Linked DNA regions of Homo sapiens: region 2 is linked to region 1. Evidence: read pairs that join two places in POLR2A ChIA-PET (ENCODE). Cell type or tissue: A673. All regions are shown on one strand. Links, peaks and the distances in the headings refer to the core of each region. The heading gives the core; the rest is flanking DNA.

Region 1 (10,500 bases), core at 4,283-6,782:
TAGGAATGCAAGAAAAGATTTCAGGAAAAGACAGAACAGCTTCTAGAATTCTGATCATATTTCCCCATTGATGCCTTTTATGGCTTCTAGTTCCTATCAAGTGAGAGCTTACATAACATGACTTAAGTCAGATTTGGTCAGCTGAGAGAAGGAGGCGACGTCAACGATTATGGAAATAAACTAAATTTCAAGAGCTCTAGGGGAGCACCTTGCTTTTTTTCCTCTCTTAAAGGAATCTGTGCCAAATTAAGGATGCTAAGCACAAAACAGTACATTTAGTCAATAACATCGGCAACCCAGTTGGCCAGCTAGAAATCAAGAAATCATCCAGGGATCCTCCACCCTCGCAGCCTTCCACAGACTTCTCAGACCTGTTCCCTCCCTCCATCCTGATCCCTGCTGTTCTGGGGGCCTCGCCATCTCTTTCCACAATTAATGGGGTCAGCCAGCCTGCCACTCTAGCATCACCCTGGCCACATGTGTCACTCTCCTCCACAGGGCCCCTCAAAGCTTCTTCTCTACCCACAAGGTCCTCCAAGACCACCTTGGCTGACAGCCCCAATACAAGCTCTGCCAGGAAGGCTAAACTTACAAAGCTTACGTGACCTTCCTTAAGTCATATGGATGGCTCTAGGACCAGAATCTTGGTCATCTCAGGCCAAATCAGGAGCCGATATGTAGAAACAAACTTAGCAACTACAGGAGCTCATGTTTGAGAATTGAAACTCCTGCAAGTGATAAATTTAGTCACAACTGTGTGCTGCCATGACACTCGGTGGTCACTGCTTCAACACAAATCATCCTTAAAATCTGACATTCAATGAAAAAAAATGAGGTGGTCAGCAATGGTAAATGACAGCAGTGATACAACATCCTGGTTTAAAATGTAATCCCAAAGGCCAGAAGAGGCATAAATCATACATTCCTAGGTAATCTGAATTCATCTTTTGGGAACATTGTATTACACTCAATGCACTGTACTGGCCTTCTGTGACTATGATGTCAAAAATCCAGGGACGTGATGTGCAAATTAATTTAGAGATTTTGAATATATTGACATCTGCAAAAAGAGTATTTCTACTCTGAAAATTAGAATTGGAAAATTTTACTGCCAAGTGTAATGTTCCATTTGGAATAATTTCAGAGATTATTAAAAAGAGGGGAGAAAGTAACTAATGAGCCCTTCAAATGGAACATTACACTTGGCACTAAATTTGCCAAAATGAAATGACTAGGCCAGGTCAGGTGTGTCGATATCCATGTGTTCATGAAAACAGTGCTGTTTGCGTGTACTAAAAAAAATTTCTCCATTTCCTACATATGAAAATGTTTTGAATTTATACAGTGCCTTTCATCTCAGGAACTCCATCCTCTATAATTTGTTAGCTCATTAACAAATCATAGCTCCCCTATTAATAGTACCTTATTTTCATTTGTGTCCCCAAATTTAGCCATAAGAGAAAATGTAAGGGCTAGAGATGTTTACATGTTTTAGTTTTTCAATTTTAGATATTATTCAGCCACCATAGCCCTCAAGGAATATCAAATTGCTCATGAGAGTAAAACTATGAGATTTCCCTTTAAACTAAACAGTTGAAACATATCCAGTTTTTCTTTTGAGCAAGGAAAGAAAATAAACCTGAGAGAGACAGCTATATTGGGCTTTATAAGCATGCATAGAAATTTTAACTCAAAAGACTCTTTTCTCTATTTCAATACATATTGCAAAGAGGTGAAACTGAGAGGTGACATCTGCCTTGTGTGGGGCGAGTGGCATATGCATCTGGCTGTCCTCTGTTCTGCCTCTCTGGGGCATCCAGTTAAGACTGGAATGGCTCATCTATGCCCCACCAAGAGTGCATGCAGCAGGCTCTTTAGAAAGTGCTCACTGATTTGAATCCGGCTTTAATGGTCTAAGTAAACAAAGTCTTAAGCAGAGAGAAATTGGGATGACATTGTCTATCTCTCCAACCTAGTATTAGGAAATGTTTCATTCTGGTCATTTCAGAGATGGCAACTTAATATCATCATCCAAAACATTTTTTTAGTCAAATGCTATTTCAGACCCCAATAATTCAGATTGTATACTTTGGGTTGAAGTTTATAGTTCATGAAAGAGAATAGGGATGAGATATTTGTGGAAATATTTAAATTACTTCAGAGACTTATTTCTAACTTAGAATGGATTTCTTTTTGTCTACCCAGGCTTCATATCCCCTTATCTGGTAAGAGCCCTCAAGTTTGTTTTGGAGAGCTCCCCCTCCCTCCCTGGGGACAATCTTTGTGGTCTACCAAGGAAGGTGCCTGGCCTCTCTTTGCCAAGAAATAGGCTGGGGGCCCCAGTTACAGCAGTCAAACACCTTTCCCTGCAAGAGGAGTCTTGAACCAAGTGCTTCAGGCACTGAAGGCGGTGTTAGAGTAGAATTACTGACAGTGGCACTCAGGGGACTGTCTGTGAGTTCCTGTTCTCCAAACTCTTGGGGCTGCACTCTCCAAGTCCCCCTTCGGACTGCCTCTTCAGCTGTTCCTCTAGCAACGGGCTTCCCCACAGCCTTCCAATGTGTTCTCCTTTTCCTCTGGGTTAGTCAGAGATGGAATCTGTTGCTTGCAACCACAGAATCTTCAAATCTTCACAGACCAAGTACAACTTGATATGCCGATTCTAGGTCAGCTTGATCCATTCATAAAGCAGGTATGTTAAAACTCTGTATGGAGCAGGACACTGCTCAGATGACCACATGAATTCTTTAAAACAATAAAATTGAGTTGGAAAAGTTTGCTCTCATTCTTACTGGCTTCCCTTTGGTCTCTGACAGTGTAGTTTTAGTTGATGGTGAAATTATAAATTATGAGAAGATTCTATTCCTAATAGAATAGATTCCTATATCTTCTCCTAATTTATAACTAGGAGAAAAGAACTTTAGATTATACTGAAAGGGAGAGAGCTGAGCTTTCAATCAGAAGCTCAAGACACAGACAAACTAGTATCTCATGGAGAAACCAGAGGTAATAAAAATATTTTCAGAGCTCTTTTTTATCCTCATGTTTCAAAATAAAAACATAAAAAATCAGGCTAAGGCAAAGAACAACCCACGCAAGATGACATAGAGGAAAGGACCTTGAACTCTGGGAGGCGCCATCCAAATGTAAGGTAGCAATCCTACCACCTGAGCCGTTAACTTGCCAGCTCACCTTTGCCAGGGACAAGGGCCATCCTCAAGGCTTCCTTCAGAGAGCTGTGCCCATGTAGGAGTCTGTGGCTGGGCGAGATGGCCACGTGGGAGGTGCCATAAATGGCTTCAGGGGTGGCCGTATAGGCAGTCAGCTTTTCGCCCGTGGCTTGCCCATGAACCTGGTGATAGGAAAGAAGAGTGATGTCATTTCTCAGTCCTCCCTTTGGGCTGTGTTGCTCCCTAACTGTATCCCCTTCCCCTTCCCTCCTCATTCCCCAACAGTGACCACAGCTCTGACCACTGGGCCAGGGGTGTGGGGATTGAGATGGTGCCTGGAAGAAGCTGAGAAGAGGATCACAGTTCCTCTTTCAGAAACACCCCCTACCACTTGCCCCACACCAGGCATGCAGGCATTCCCAAGTTGAAGGTGGTCCAAGAATGCTCAGAAAGATACTTTCCTGGTTTTTCTGGCTCCTTTGTTTACAAATCAAAAATAACTATTAGTGTTATAGTGTTTGTGTTCTGAGAAAGAAGCTATATTTTCTTCAAGGATATAAGGGTACGGTAAAAAAAAAAAAAAAAGGCATCTACTTTTCTAACAAGAAAAACAGGTGCCAAGGTTATTACTGCTTTGAAGAGAGAAAGGATGGCCTGAGCTGAGTTCATGACTATGAGTCCCTAGAGCTGGTTAAAATGCCTTTTAAGGAAGAGGCACACATTAGCCATCCACTGAGTGCCAAATAATGTGACAGACATGGAGGACACAGAGTGGACAGGTGCTACTTCCTTCATGCATTTATTCAAACACATTGACAGAGTGCCAATAATGAACTAAAAGACAGTCTACCACTTGGCCTAACTGCCAATTAGGTGTCACCTATGGAGCCAGAATTGGGGACACAGAGGCATAGATGTGGTCTACCCTGTAGGACTGAGATGCTTCCTTCCTGAGACACTATGTTGCCCCATCTTATTTTCAGGTGGTTCCAGGAATGGAGATAAAAACATGTTCACAGTAAAATGTTGGGCAAAGAAGAAAGTGTAGAAGATATTCCACACACAGTAGCTGACAGGCCCAGAGACCCACACCGAATGCTAGTTAAGAAGCAAAGGCCTTCAACATGAGGACCAGACTCAGGCAAATGCAAAGGCCCTGAAAGAGATGGCCTTGCAGATTTAAACACAAGTCACAGCAGGACTGAATTTCAGAACTCTCGCCACCTTCTTGGGAAAGCGGTAAGAGGAAAAGCTCAGTCCAGGATTTGTATTGAAATGTTTCCAAAGTACACACTCCCTTATGGGAGGCTTTCCATGTTTGCAGTTGGAGTAAGTTGGATCACTTTTGTGAGGAGGCTGCACAGGGAATTATAAGCTGAGTGGCAAGCGGCAGGTGCTTGCAGACACCAGGTATGGTTGTCAGCAGGCAAGAGTCTAGAAAGGAAGGCCAACTTTGTCTCAGCTGCTGCTTCCTCCTCCTAAAGGTTTTGACGGGGACGAAAGTGAGGGCAGGTTTGACGCTAAATGAACAGAGCAGAAAAGTCTTGATGACAGAAGGAGAAATCAGAAGGATAAAAAAAGAATGCCCAGGTAAAAAAAATATCAATAGAACAACTCTCTAGTCAGTAGAGACAAAGAAGTTTTAGGGACCCCTTCTAGAATAGGTGGGCCTTATGTTGTGACCTTTCAGCACTGTTTCCACAGCAGTTTCAAACACAATCCCTAAGCTCTAAGTCTATCTAGTTTTGAAATGATGTCACAGTTAGCTTCTGCTTCCCTGGCTTTTAATCTGCTTTGTGACATGAACCCCTTTGAGACTATAGTGAGAGTAATGGACCCATTGCTCAGGAAAATGCCCAAACATTTTGCACATAAAACTTCAGGGAGTTCATGGACCCCTGAAGACCCTCTGTGTCTGTGCTGTCCAATATGGTAGCCAGTAGCAATATGTGGCTATGAATCATAGCACTTGAAATATGGCTAATGTGTACTATAAATGTAGAACACAGATTTCAAAGACTGTACTAAAATGTAAACTCTTTCTTTAATAAATCATTTTTTATTGAGCCCATCTTTAAATGGAATCATTTTGGTTGTAATGGGTTAAATAAAATATGTTATTGAAATTCATTTCACCTGTTCTTTGCACTTTTAAAAAATGTGGCTACTAGAAAATTTAAAATTGTACACGTTTGGACTGTGGTGCTGTGGAGTCCCAAGTTGCTGGTTTACTCAGTGAGTCCCAAATGTAGAGGAGATTTGTGATCATGAATTGCTGGAGCTGCTATTACTTAATCACCTTTAATGTGAAGTCCAGGTGGCAGCCCACACAGTCCCCAATCCAGTGGGCTTGCATGCCTTTTATTCCATACCATTCTGGAAGGTCTGCCAACGCGTCCTGCATGGCCTGTGCAAATGAAAGGAGAACAAAGAAGTAGAGGCACAAGGCTTATTTAAGAAAAAGCAAATGATTTGCAGCTTGTTAAGGTAGGAAAAGCAGGGACACTAAAGAAGATCCAGGATTTAGCTCTCTCCTTGTTCACTAAGTCAGAGGAAGCCAGGAAAGGTTAGAAACAGATGCATTCATTATGACTCAGTTCAGTGAGATGGGTTTGACCGATTTCGCTGTCCCAAGGGAGTCACGGTTTCACGGAAAGAAGAAAATTAACAAACAAAGGTCATAATTCACATCTTTGGCAAGTGTGTCTAGTACATTCTCTCCCATAGTCTAGGAACTAAAAAAATTAAGTTCAAGTTTATGAATTTTGAAACCCTAAGTCATTCATGAGTGTTCCACAACTAAACAATATCATACATAGGACATTATAAATTTTATCTTTGCATTTAAAAAGTATTAATTTTATAAATATATAAGGGAAACATGACATTAATTTGTATAAACATTTGGCTACAGCACAAAGATTCCTATGTTAATGTGTGATAAAAAAAAAAAAAAAACAACAACAGGCCAGGTGCAGTGGCTCACGCCTGTAATATCAGCACTTTGGCAGGCTGAGGTGGGCGGATCACCTGAGGTCAGGTGTTTGAGACCAGCCTGGCCAACATGGTGAAACCCCGTCTCTACTAAAAATACAAAAATTAGCCAGGCGTGGTGGTGCTTGCCTGTAGTCCCAGGTACTTGGGAGGCTGAGGCAGGAGAATTGCTTGAACCCTGAAGCAGAGGTTGCAGTGAGCCGAGATTACACCACTGTACTGCAGCCTGGGTGACAGAGCAAGACTCTGTCTCAAAAAAAAAACAAAAAACAAAACAAAAACAAAAACACACACACACACGCACCCAAAGCATCTTTCATATTTGTCATCTATCTATGCAAACTATTGCTTTAAAATAATTCAATAGGCTATATACTTATATGATCACCCATATTTCATTTTACAATAAAAATGAAAAGCAACAACAATGACAAAAACATAACTGCTAAGTTTGTTATTGTGTAGGCTGCAACTCTTAATCCCACAGTGCTCCTGATCTGAATTCAGAAAGTATGGCACAGGGAAATGTTGGCCTGTGATCTCTATGGCTCTAATGCAAACTCTGATTTTTCTTTATATTCCACACAGGGCCTGGCCCAAAGCCTACAACTGTGCCTTATCTTGGGCAAATGCTCATTAAATTACCATTTAATTCCCTGTACTCAAGGGAGAGAATTAGAGAGCAGTACTACAGAAGCAGATCCCCAGGCATCTGGGAAGGGAAGTAATAACCTTTGCAGAATACTTCCTAAGTACCAGGCACTTTTATGTATGTTGCCTCATTTAATCTTCACATCAACAGCACAAGTCAAGTAGTAATACTCCACATCCCAGATGAGGAAACAAGTCTCAGAACTTTTCCCCAAGTCACTCCACAAGTATGGGATAGAGCTGTGGAAGCAACACTTGAAGCAAGATGTAGCTGACTCCCAAGTCCATATTCAGTCTGATACTCTGCTATGCAATTACTACTTTATAACAACAGTTCTTAAATTCAGCTTTCCCATATCTGTATTTCAGATGGCTTCAGCTTATCATACTCTAACTAAAAGGCATGTATTAGAGATCCATCTGCTTCTATTATCTTATTTATATTTTTATTTTATTCCTAGAAGGAAGACTCTGGTCATAGAGCCATGGGGCTGACATTGTCATCAGAATCCTCTCTCTTTATAGATGAGGACAGACAGGCCCAGGAGAGAGCAATCTGCCCCATATCACTCAGCTAATTGGAACCAGGCCTGAGACCACTGTACTCAGGTCTCTTGGTTCATTACTCGCTTGAAAGGGGACAAACTTGCCACCACATCCCACTCCCTTCCCCACTGACACTAAGGAGTATAACCAGTCATAGGCTCAGTACAGTTTCAGAACACTGTAGGGTGACCCAGAGGCACAGGATCAACTGGCTTAAATGCCACACCAGATTGAGAGGCTGGAGATGCTGGTACCAATGGCAGCAATGGCTTAACCAGACCATTTTGGGAAAAGATTGTGGCTGTGCCCTTGTTCTCCCCTAATTTCTGCCTGAGCTTGGATCCCCGGCATTCTCATTCAACTGTGAGTAACCTGATTCTCTTCTAATCAATTCCTCCTTGGCTTAAGTTAATCAGAGTAACTTTATGTTGTTTGCAACCAAGTTGCCTAACTAACATCAATGGATTATAAAAGTTTCAACATCCTGATACATATATATCTATATTAGCTGATACAGTAATGCCTCGATGTCATTGTAGCAAAAGTAGATCTTGAATATGTTAATTATATACTAATATGTTAATAAACAATTAATCTTCTAATAAAATTAAGTACTCTAGAATGCTTTTCAATTTTTAGAGCAATGTAGGGGGTCTTAAATGTCAACGAGCACGCAAGTATATTATAAACTTTGAAAATGACCAATAGCTTTTCCTCTCCAAAGACCAATGAGGCTCCATTTAACTTCCAAGCAAATCCATATGTGGTCTAATGGGATCTGATGTCTTTCCATCATATCAAATCCACATTACATGATCTGAAAATTGGCTCAATCTCCCTGACTAAGTCCAATTCTGATAGCACTTTACGTCCATTCCTTTACCAGCATTACCGAGCCACTAGTGTATTCACCCTCTCATTGTGCTTTTTCTTCTAGATGTAATCGTCAAGGCTGGGAAACTTCTTATGGAGGTACCTTGCTTAAAATATTCAGATCTTGATGAGGATGACAGATTCAAATAGGATGAAATGTGAATGTTTTCATATGCTAATTCTGGAACAATGCCTGCTTAAAACCTAACCAAATCTATGAATATTGTGAAAAACCAAAAGAAATTTTTAAAATTAACTAAATGAAATCAACATCTCGAACAACTCTGCAAGCTCTTTTCGGTCCCCACTGTATAATAAACACATGATTCATGACTGTTTTCTGATGAACAGGGCTTCAGAAAGTACCTTTTCCAATAGCTGCTGATAACCTTTCCTTCAATCCTGGGCTGGCCCAGAGCAGGGCTCCACCAGAATAAGATGTGAGTAGTTACGGTGCTACAGCTGTTTAAAGAGCTATTTTTGTTTTTTTGGGGTTTTTGTTTAGTTTATATCCTTCTTTTTTTTTTTTTTTTTTTTTTTTTTTTAGTGTTGTAATTACAGTGATAGATGGTATTCGCCTCATTTCATGTCTTTACATCTGGCAGACAGGACTGGTACGTGTACCTCTTCCATATACTGGCCAATCTTAAAATCCCACTGGCTCACAGAATCCAAAAACCTGGGAAAATATCAGGTTTTTAGATTCTTTTTAAAAGTGCTATGAAACCTTTTTCAAATCGAATCTGAGGGAACCCAATATGTAAGAGTTGAAAGAAATGCCCTTTCTCTCCTCTAATTCCTCAATACTTCCCTATCGACTCCCAAGGCTTTGAAACACTTTGGAAATCATTAACTTATTCAATGCCTCTCATTTAATAAATTTTAAAAATGGGGTTGAGAGGTCATGTGATTTCCCTAAACTCCATCAGCAGCAGATCCAAGATAATGAATTATCCAGATCTTCTGATTATAAAGTTTCCCTGTGGTTGCCATTTGGCCTATATAGAAGTAATGTGGTTTGCAAAGGGGCCTTAAATCCGTTTGTGCTAGGATGTGTCTGAAAAGACTGCCACTGTCACTCTAGGGTACACCATCTGAACGAAGATGTTTGAAGAAATTGAAACAGAACTAGGCATTCATGAGTCAAGATGAGCCAGTGTTTAAGAACATGCACCAATAAAAGATGGGCTGAAGTAACATCCAATCAAAAAGGTTTTACTAATACAAAATACAATCAGGAATAAGAGAGAGAAACATTAAAACTAAAAAGCTGGGGATAAAAAGAGGATTAAATATAACGCGGCTAATATGACTTTCTCTTCAAAGAAGCAGAAGTAATGCTAAGAATAAATCCATACTTCCTAAGACAGAAAGTTGAGCTGAAGCATTAAGAACAAGGTACGACATGACCACAAATGAGAATTCTAGAAAAAGTGGGTTTAAAACATGATACGTTTTAGAAGACCCAGGTAAAAAAAAGTGCAAGCAAACTGAGAAGTACAGACCCTGTAAAACAAGTGGATGTATTAGCTACTAAGGGAAGGGTGGATAATCAAAAACCTTAAGAGCTGGACACAGATTTGAGAGAATGGAAGACACAAGATTGAACAACAACATCTAATTAAAATGTACACTTTTTAAAAGCTTGACACTTAGCATACTTATAAATTGGTATGATTTGATTTGCAATTATTTTTGAATTATGATTTATATATATTTTTCTAAAACTTACTCTTGTTGCCAAAATTTCTTTTTTTGGTGGGGGGGGAGGCACAATATATAATTAAGTTCTAAAAAAGGAAAACCAATTATGAAGGCAGCAAGATGTTTAAAAATATAGACATTCCCTCTAGAATGTGCTGGAGGAATGACCTTTCTCTCGCACTCTAGTCCCCTGTCCTGCTTTGACTCTGGCATGAAGATTTATACATTAAAAAAACCCGGCCGGGCACAGTGACTCACCCCTGTAATCCCAGCACTTTGGGAGGCCGAGGCGGGCGGATCACGAGGTCAGGAGCTTGAGACCAGCCTGACCAACATGGTGAAACCCCGTCTCTAACAAAAATACAAAAATTAGCTGGGCATGGTGGCAGGCACCTGTAATCCCAGCTGCTCGGGAGGCTGAGGCAGGAGAATCGCTTGAACCCAGGAGGCGGAGGTTCTAGTGAGCCGAGATAGTGCAATTGTACTCCAGCCTGGGTGACAGAGTGAGAGTCTGTCTCAAAAAAACAAAAAACAAGAAAACCCATTTGGCATGATGTTTACC
Region 2 (8,074 bases), core at 1,223-3,722, 440 kb after region 1:
GGGAGACTCCGTCTCAAAAAACAAACAAACAAAAAAAACAAAAAAAAAAGCAGAACAAAACAAAACAAAACAAAACCCTGTTCACCTATATCCCGCTAGGAAGCTGAGTGAGGGATGAAAAGAATCCAAGACTCGGAGTTACAAGATGTAGATTTCAGTCTAAGCTTTGCCTCTCGCTTGCTGAGGGGTCTGGAACATACCACATCACTCTTCTGAAGCAGTTTCTGGGCTTATGCCAATGGATCTCATCACCTCCTCCAACAATCGTTGAAATTGTTGAATTTCAAGAGGTCCTTTCTGTGATGATGAGGAACAGGCTGCCTGGCATGAAGTACGTACATAATTCTCTGTAAGCTGCCTCCCCCAACCACCCCATCTCAATCGATCAAATCAAACTATCATCCACTTATTATTACTGAAGGCGAGACACACTAGAAGACAACCAGAGAGAAAAAGTTACTGCAGAAGCCCAGACAGTGGAGCACTGGCGGTGGCTGAAGGATAAGGAAGACTCCCCCAGGAGGGGTCACTAGAGCCAGGCCCACGATGGCTGGGTGGGCCAGGTCAGGCCAAGAGCTGGCCAACAGCCTCTGAGGACCACTGGGCCACTTCTCTGATGTTTTATTTCAGTGACGTTCTGGCCACACGAAGCAAGCATTGCAGTGGTGGTGGAAAGGCCAAGGCCTTTGGAAACAGCCCTGGGTTAAATCCCGGCTCTGCTACTTACCAGCTTCAGGACCAGTGGAAGTCCCCAAACCTCCCTGAGTTTCAACTCACTTTGCTTATTTTAAATGGTGATAATAGCACAGCTTGTCCTGGGTGGATCACGTGAAATAAGACAACGTATTTAAAATGCCTGCGCCTGGACCCCTGAGCAGCTTTCTGTGAAGAGTGGGAAGGAAAAGGACGCACGGGTCGGGCAGTGCTGGCCGTCGTATTTGGCTCCCGGGATGTCCTGAGGAAGAAGGGGAATGCCCAGCTCCCCACTCCCCGCCGACCCCATAGCAAGAGTCAGCATGTCAGTGCCTCCCAGAAATAGATCTACAGCAGGAGAGGTCAGCAGTGGGGGCATCCCCCTAGAAATGGGGCGGGGGGTGGGGGCGATGCTGGATTCCAGCAGATGGAAACGATTCTACAAAAAGAAGCCTGGAGCTTTGAATAGAGCTGTAACGTAAATAAAATATCGTGTCAGTGTTAGTTTCCTGGCTTTGGTAACTGTGCTGTGCTTAGCAGCAGACCGGGGCGTTTTCATCTCCCTATTCTTTCCCTCCTTCCTCTCCTCAGTCCTCCGCTCATTCCCACCCTCCTGTGGCATGAAGCGCGTGTGCTCAGCTCGCCCTCCTTCACCTCCTCCCTTCTCGCCTACTTCATCACGGAGGGAGCTTTCGAACCGGCTCCTGGGACCTCCTCCCCGCCCCGCGGACACAGCACAGACTGCAGCGCCTCTCCTCTCCGCGAAGCTGCACCAACTTTATTTGCAAAAAGAGGCTCCAAGCGCACGGAGAGGATGGGGGCTGCAAGGTCCCCACCCTCCTCCCGGCCTCCCGCGGCCCCTGCCCTCCTCCAGGCCCCCCACGGCCCCCGCCCCGCCGGCTACACGATCCCGAACTGGCAGATGTAGGGCAGCTGATCGCGGCAGCGCTTGTCGAACCACTTGCCGTTGGCCGCGCCTGACAGGACCGCGCAGTTCTCGGTCTTGCCGCCATCGGGTTGCGCGGTGATCTCAGTCTCCCAGTTCTTGTAGGCGATGCGGGCGCCGGTCATGTCCACCCAGGTGCCCTCGGCCGCCATGTCGTTGAGGCCCAGCCAGATCTCGGCCTCGTTGCCCACGCTCTGGCGCAGGTACTCATACAGGGCGTCGTTCTCCGAGCCAGTCTGAGGGGTGCCCAGGGTGCCCCCGCGCGAGATGCAGTCCTCGCTGGCCTCGTGGAAGGTCTTCGTCTGGGTGAAGGCCAGAAAGCATTTCATGTGCACCTTGGTCCCCTTCAGGCAGACTGGGAGTGGGGAGAAATGGCTGTCACCGAAGGTCCCCCTGTTCCCCAGGCAAAGAGCCAACCGCCCAGGCCAAGCCCACCGTCCTCCATCCCATCCCGTTTATCCCATCAGTCCTGACAGCCCCTTAGACCCAGGCAAAAGGGGTCCTGATGGTTCATGCACTTTGAGGACCTGGCTGTGGTGGCCACTAATGTACAGATCCAGATCCCCACTCAGGAGGTCTTGGTGCTCCCGCGGCTGGGAGAAAAGGCAGCCCTTGTGCTACAGAAGCACCCAGCCCCAGCTGACACCCCTTCCCAGGCCTCCACCTCAGTCATTTCTGGCCTTTACCCACCCCATCTCCTTGGGTCACAGAGGCTGGCCTGGTGCCTGCACTGCAGCTCAGCTCTCCCTCTGCCCACTTCCTCTTCCCCCCGCCCCCACATGTGTGGCTCCTAGGGCTCACCCTAACAAATTAGCTCTGTCTCAGAGTCAGCTTCCCAGGGAGCCCAGCCACAGCCACCTGCTCTGGTTCTCCTTCCTCCATGCCCCTCCCTAAGATCAAGCAGCTTGCAGGGCCAGGGCACCTGCCCACCTACAGCCTAGGCCACACTTCATGTACCCAGGGCCCCAAATCCCTACCCAAACAGCCCAAGCAAGCTTCCAGGGCCTGCCAAGTGCCTTTTGCAGGGTCAGTTCTCCTGAGGGCTGGTAGGGTGGGGCTGAGTGGATAGAGCTGAGACTGCAAGAGAGAAGACAGGAAGTGCTGGGCACAGGCTGTGGTCAGAGGCCGGCGATCAGGCAAGGGACTCTGAGGTGTCCACAAATTCTCAGTTTGAGCCTGGCCCCAAAGGTTGTGATGAAGGCACATATTTGGTCAAGTTAGGAGGATAAAATCTATTTTTGTTTTGCAGTTTGCATTTTCAGCTTGATTTCTAGCTGAAATATCTAGACATACTCTGATTTCTCCTGAGATCGTATAAATCGTTCACCTTTTACTAAAGATTTCTGTGGAAAGGAATATCTTGACAGACAGGTGTATGTCTGCATTTGTCCTCTTGCTGGTGACCCCACCACTTTGGGGGATGTCTGCACTCCCCTCTATCCATTCCCACTCAGTTACTTCCATTTCACTCAACAAATATCAATGGACAGCATCCCAGTGTCCCCATGGGCATCTGACACCACAACCGACTTTAAACATGGGGCCTGAAGCATTACAGAGGTGTCTACCCACAGACTCTGCCCCAAGTCAGCTGTCCTACCTCGTGCTATCCTACAGCTTAGCCAAGCGGCCTTCATTGCCTTTCCTTCCTGCTGGTAACACTGACGTGCTACCTAGACTTTTGTTGGGGATGAAGGATTCACTGCCCTGGCTGCCAGGAATGCTGCAGGAAGAAAGTCCTCAGCTTTCAGCCTCCTGCAGGGACTGCCTCAGCAGAAGACAGCCATCTCTTCCAAGGCCGTGCCCCTCCCTAGAGCAGCCTACACCCAAGACTGACCCATAAGCCCTCTTGCCCCGACTCAGGACAGTGCCGAAGGGTCATCCCGTCATCAGGGCTCCTGAAGTCAGCTGAGGCTTTCGTGGCACCACAGTACAGCTCGACTTCTCCTTCTGCCCACTCCTGCTTCCTTCCATCCCTTCCCTAGCACAGGGGTTGATCCTGAGGGTATCTCCTGATAAGTCTCCTGTGGGTTAAACTCCATCTCAGAGTTGCTTCCTAGGACCCTCACCTGAACCTCCCTCCAACACATAGGTAGTCCTCAGTCAATGCTACTTCTCGTGATACTATCATTGCTGCCAACATTTTGTTGCTCTGGTCTATTCATGATCCTGTCGATTTATGCTAGTCCTCCACACCTCTGCTCCTGCCCTGCCATCTGCTTGGAATCAACCCTCTTTATCTTCTCTGATTCCTACACAGCTTTCAAGGGCTCAAGTGATTCCATGAATATATTGAGGTTCCCAGGGAGCAGGGCCCTGGCTGCATCACCTCTGCCTCCTTGTGCCTGGCAGAGATGTACCAGGTGGGAACCTCCCATGTGTATGCTGGTTGGAGGAGGGAAAGGTTGCCCCCTGATTCCTTCAACTCTGGTTAGGTCAACAGAGCTCTGCAATGCTTTGGGTGGGTTTATTGAAAAGGTGATCTTTGGGTTGTGAGGACAATGAACAGGAGAAGGCCCCAAGAAGCCCAGCAGCTTCCTAGAAATCAGCAGACATGGGGGCTTTCATATGTCATGCTTTGGGCCTCCATATGTCATGAACTTTTTTCAGGGAGGTCCCCACCTCATTACCTCACCCCAGGTGGCAGTTGATGCCTGGGTTACATTGACTTTGCACAGCACAGAGCTTAGACATGAGAGAGACCTTAGAGTTTACCCTGCCTACCTTACAGATGAGGAAACTGAGGCTCAGAGTGGCACTGGGCTCATTCTAAACATACCCGCTGTGCCAGGCACTGTTGCCTCCAAATCCCTTCTCTCTTGTCCACCTCCACTATAGAGGCTGGAAAAGCTACATTCTTGCATTCTCAGATGTTCTTAAAGCTGCAGGTGGCCATATGATAGATTTCTTGTCAATGAGATGGAAGTGGAAGACTACGTTCCCTATAAATGAGACAGATGTGGTTGGGCTACTCTTCCTCCTTCTTGCCTTGAATGCACTCATGATGCCTGGAGTTGGGGCAGCCATCTGAAGACCATGAGGTGAAACTTCTGAACAAAAACTTATAACTACCTACTTGCAGACTTACTTTTTGTTTAAGCCACTGATAGGTTTCCTATTACATGAAGTCAAAAACACCTCTGGAGATGCTCCCTTTCTCGAGCACTCTCTTCCTACCTGCCATGCCAAGCAAGCTGTCCAAAGTTACATGTTTGTCCTTCCTTCAACAGAGATTGACTGAGTGTTGCTATGTGGCAGGCACTATGCTGGGCAGGGTAGTGGAAGAGACAAGGGCAATGAAAAGCAAACATGGCCCTTGTGTTCTCAGGGCTTACTATAGTCTAGTGGAGGCAGCAGACACAAATCAGGAAATGAGTGTATCATTACAGACTGCAGTCAGTGTGATAAAAGAAAGGACACTGTTCTGGGAGAGCTTATAACTGAGGAGCTGATTGAGATGAGGGATTAGTGACTCCTGAGAAGATAATGCTGGAGGCATTTATTAGGTGGATCTTGGGGGAGCAATTCAGGTTGCCCAAACAGCACATGCAAAGGCCCTGTGGTGGGAGTGCAGAAGGATGGCAGTGTGAATGCTGAAGGAAAGCATATGAATGGGAGGGAGTGTGTAAAACCATCCGGTGAGAAGGCTGTTGGGGGTTTCTGAGGAGGCAGGCGGGGAAGGGAAGGCCTTGCAGATGGATGGGCCTTGGTCACAAAAGCAACAGGTAAGAGAGTGGCTGTGGACACAGGGTGGTTTATAGATTTGCTGAGGAGTCAAGGTGATTTCCCAGCTGATAACTCGAGGGGCAGCATAGCAGAGCTAAGTGAGGCTCTGCTCCTTTCGGCTGTCACAAGGTCCTTCTCGGTGGAAAATAAGGGTGAGGATGTAGTAACAGGACCACTGCACGGGTGTGCTGTGAATGAGTTAACGTGCATCAAGCATCAAGAACAGTGCCAGAATGTAGTGGGCTCACATGTAAATAGTCATCAGTATTGTGAGTCTGCATCAAGCATCAAGAACAGTGCCAGAATGTAGTGGGCTCACATGTAAATAGTCATCAGTATTGTGAGTCTGTGTTCTCCATAGAATGGAAGGTGAGGTCATATAAAGGTAGGTAAATCGGAGGTATGTGGAAAATGCAGACTATATGACAGGAACATGGGGAGTGAGAAACAATAGGCTGCCAGGTATGCTGGCCAGAGGGCATGACCTTACCATGCGCCTGGGCCCTGTTCTTGGTGATTCTGTGCACCCTCCCTCAGCTGGCTAGTGCAGAGCCAGGAACACCAAGGCCCAGCTTGGCACTGGGCAGCCTGCCTCCATTCAACTCTTGCTCTTCCACGAGTCAACTAACCAACGAGGTGAGTATGAGCCAGGTTCAGGACCTGTCTATGCCTCAGTTGCTGCTGACACATCTTTAAAATGGAGCTGACATTTCATGGAGCTGACAGCTCATCTTTAAAATGGAGCTGACAAATCCCACCTCAGCAGAGTTACGATTAAGAGAGACAGGGTCAGCAAAGCTGCTGACACACAGGAGTGTGGAGCTCTCTGGGGCTGCAGAGGCCAGCTGAGTGAGGGGCTCCTGGGAGCTTTGCTAGGGTGGGCCACTACCTCTGCCCCATCGAGCGCTCCAGGGTCACTTCTGGTGGGCAGTAGTGGATTCTTGTTGGAGAATTTTTTGTCCTCTTGGGACATCCCCACTTCCACACCACCCAGCTGTGGCCAGAGATTTGGCCGTACACATCCAGGTGAGTTTTGCAGACACGTGTCAGGGGATCTCCCCAAGAGAAAGAGGTGGGGCTCCCTGAACCTGGTGCCTTCACCCATAGGCCTGGACTAATGGAGCCAGGACCCTGATGCTGAACGGAGGCGAGAAGAGCATTGCTGGCTGCTGGCCTGGGCCCTTCTCTCAGACGCTCCTGCCCAGAGAGGCTACTGCCTGCACTCACCCGTCTGCAGGGCCTGCTGCTCCTTCAGCAGGGCCACCTCCTGGGCCAGGGTGTCCAGACGGCTCTTGAGCTCCTCAAACATCTTTGTGTTCACAACATCTGAAGCAGGAGGAAATATGTCAGGGTGGGGCAGGGACTGAGCAGGAAGGATCCTACCTTAGCTGCAGAGGGATGAGAGGAAAAGACTCCCCTCAACCTTGATATCTTGGGAAACTTTCTCTCTCTCTATCCTTGCTGGTGGTAGTCTAATTAACCACTTGTGACTTCTGCCAGGGGGCCCATCCTTCACTTGCTCCTGTGCTGCATTTGTTTGGGATTGTTGCTGGGGATCAGATGGGGCTGGGATTAGCAGAGGCAGGGGTGAGGGTGTAGGCACAGGCTTCAGTGATCCCCCACCACCCAGCTACCTTTTCAGCTCCAGGGAAGAACAGCACAGGAAGCACAGCAGGAGCCCTCAAGAAGCCCCCAGGTTCACTTCCCCAGGCTGGAGGAATGCGACACAGACCAGCAGGCACTCCAGCCTGGGGCACGCATATGCAGGGCTTGGAGGTGCCACAGACACGGGTGGCCTGGGCGAGCTGCTCAGCCTCTCTGGATTTGGTTCCCTCATGTATGAAGTGGATGATGACAGCCCCACCTCCTAGGACTCTGGAGAAGACTAAGAGAACTGAAACGCAGAGCTGCCTACCTCAGTGCTTGGCTGAGTGTGTGCCCATCACAGCTACTAATAAGATGAGGGCAGAAGGAACCCAGGTTTTCCACTCTTACAGAGGAGGCCAGGCTCTGGGCTAAGCCGTTCTACATGTCACCCCATGTGATGCTCATAATCAACCCTATGACACAGGTAACGTGTCATTCTGTACCACCAGCATTTCACCATGAGGAAACCCAGGCTGCCCTAAACCAACTGGCCGAGGATGGCAGAGCCCCAGCTGGCAGGGCTGGCCTGGAACCCAGGTGCACATGGCTCTGAAGCCATGCTCTTCCCCACCTTCCCCATGGCACACAAACGGATTCCTAACAGGAGCTGTCCTGCTGGCAGCCAGTCATGTAAGAGTCAGCAGGGGAAGGCGGGGAAGCATATTTCTATGTGTGTGTAAGTTGAGGGTGCCGGGAAGCATATTTCTATGTGTGTGTAAGTTTAGAGCTCCTGGGGCGGACCCTGGTCTTTCTGAAACACCAGGGCTTCAGGAAAGGCTGCACTCAGCTTGGGGAAGTGGGTGGGGAAACACTTTAATGGTCCATTTGGCTGTGTCTGCATACATTCCACACTCACAAAGAGTGAGATCAGAGCCTTCGTCCACCCATAAGGTGCCTTTGCAGAAGAATCACAGGCAAGACACATGGTTGTGTATATAGAAATTAGCGATGTAACTTACCAAACTGGAGCAAAAACACCCTGATGAGCAAGGCAAAAAAAGGGAGAGTTTGGGGCTGGCAAACCAGCCTGAGGTCATGTGTGCCTCACACAGAGACTGCCTC

Evidence for each region. ChIA-PET counts read pairs that join two places held together with the same protein. Peaks named below come from ENCODE experiments on the same cell type or tissue, not always from the same donor. Only the 100,000 strongest peaks of a DNase experiment are listed, where the experiment ranks them.
Region 2: POLR2A ChIA-PET joins it to region 1 with 6 read pairs; 5 of 35 experiments call an interaction of 5 or more read pairs at or near these places.

What each region holds. Positions count from the first base shown.
Region 1 is chr3:45,469,320-45,479,819 of GRCh38, reverse strand. It overlaps LARS2 (leucyl-tRNA synthetase 2, mitochondrial), which reads right to left. Exons shown (of 22, transcript NM_015340.4): 9 at 5,470-5,577; 10 at 3,193-3,352. Among named protein-coding and RNA genes, the nearest start is that of LARS2-AS1, 35 kb to the left of the region's middle. In A673, for the core only: no CTCF peak of the experiment used is centred there; a DNase peak (open chromatin) is centred at 5,799.
Region 2 is chr3:45,029,444-45,037,517 of GRCh38, reverse strand. CLEC3B (C-type lectin domain family 3 member B) reads right to left here. Exons shown (of 3, transcript NM_003278.3): 2 at 6,593-6,691; 3 at 1,447-1,994. The coding sequence ends at 1,594. It also overlaps the pseudogene RNU5B-3P. Among named protein-coding and RNA genes, the nearest start is that of CLEC3B, 7.2 kb to the right of the region's middle. RefSeq lists enhancers at 2,243-2,302, 1,774-2,421, 2,473-2,542, 2,422-3,071. In A673, for the core only: no CTCF peak of the experiment used is centred there; no DNase peak of the experiment used is centred there.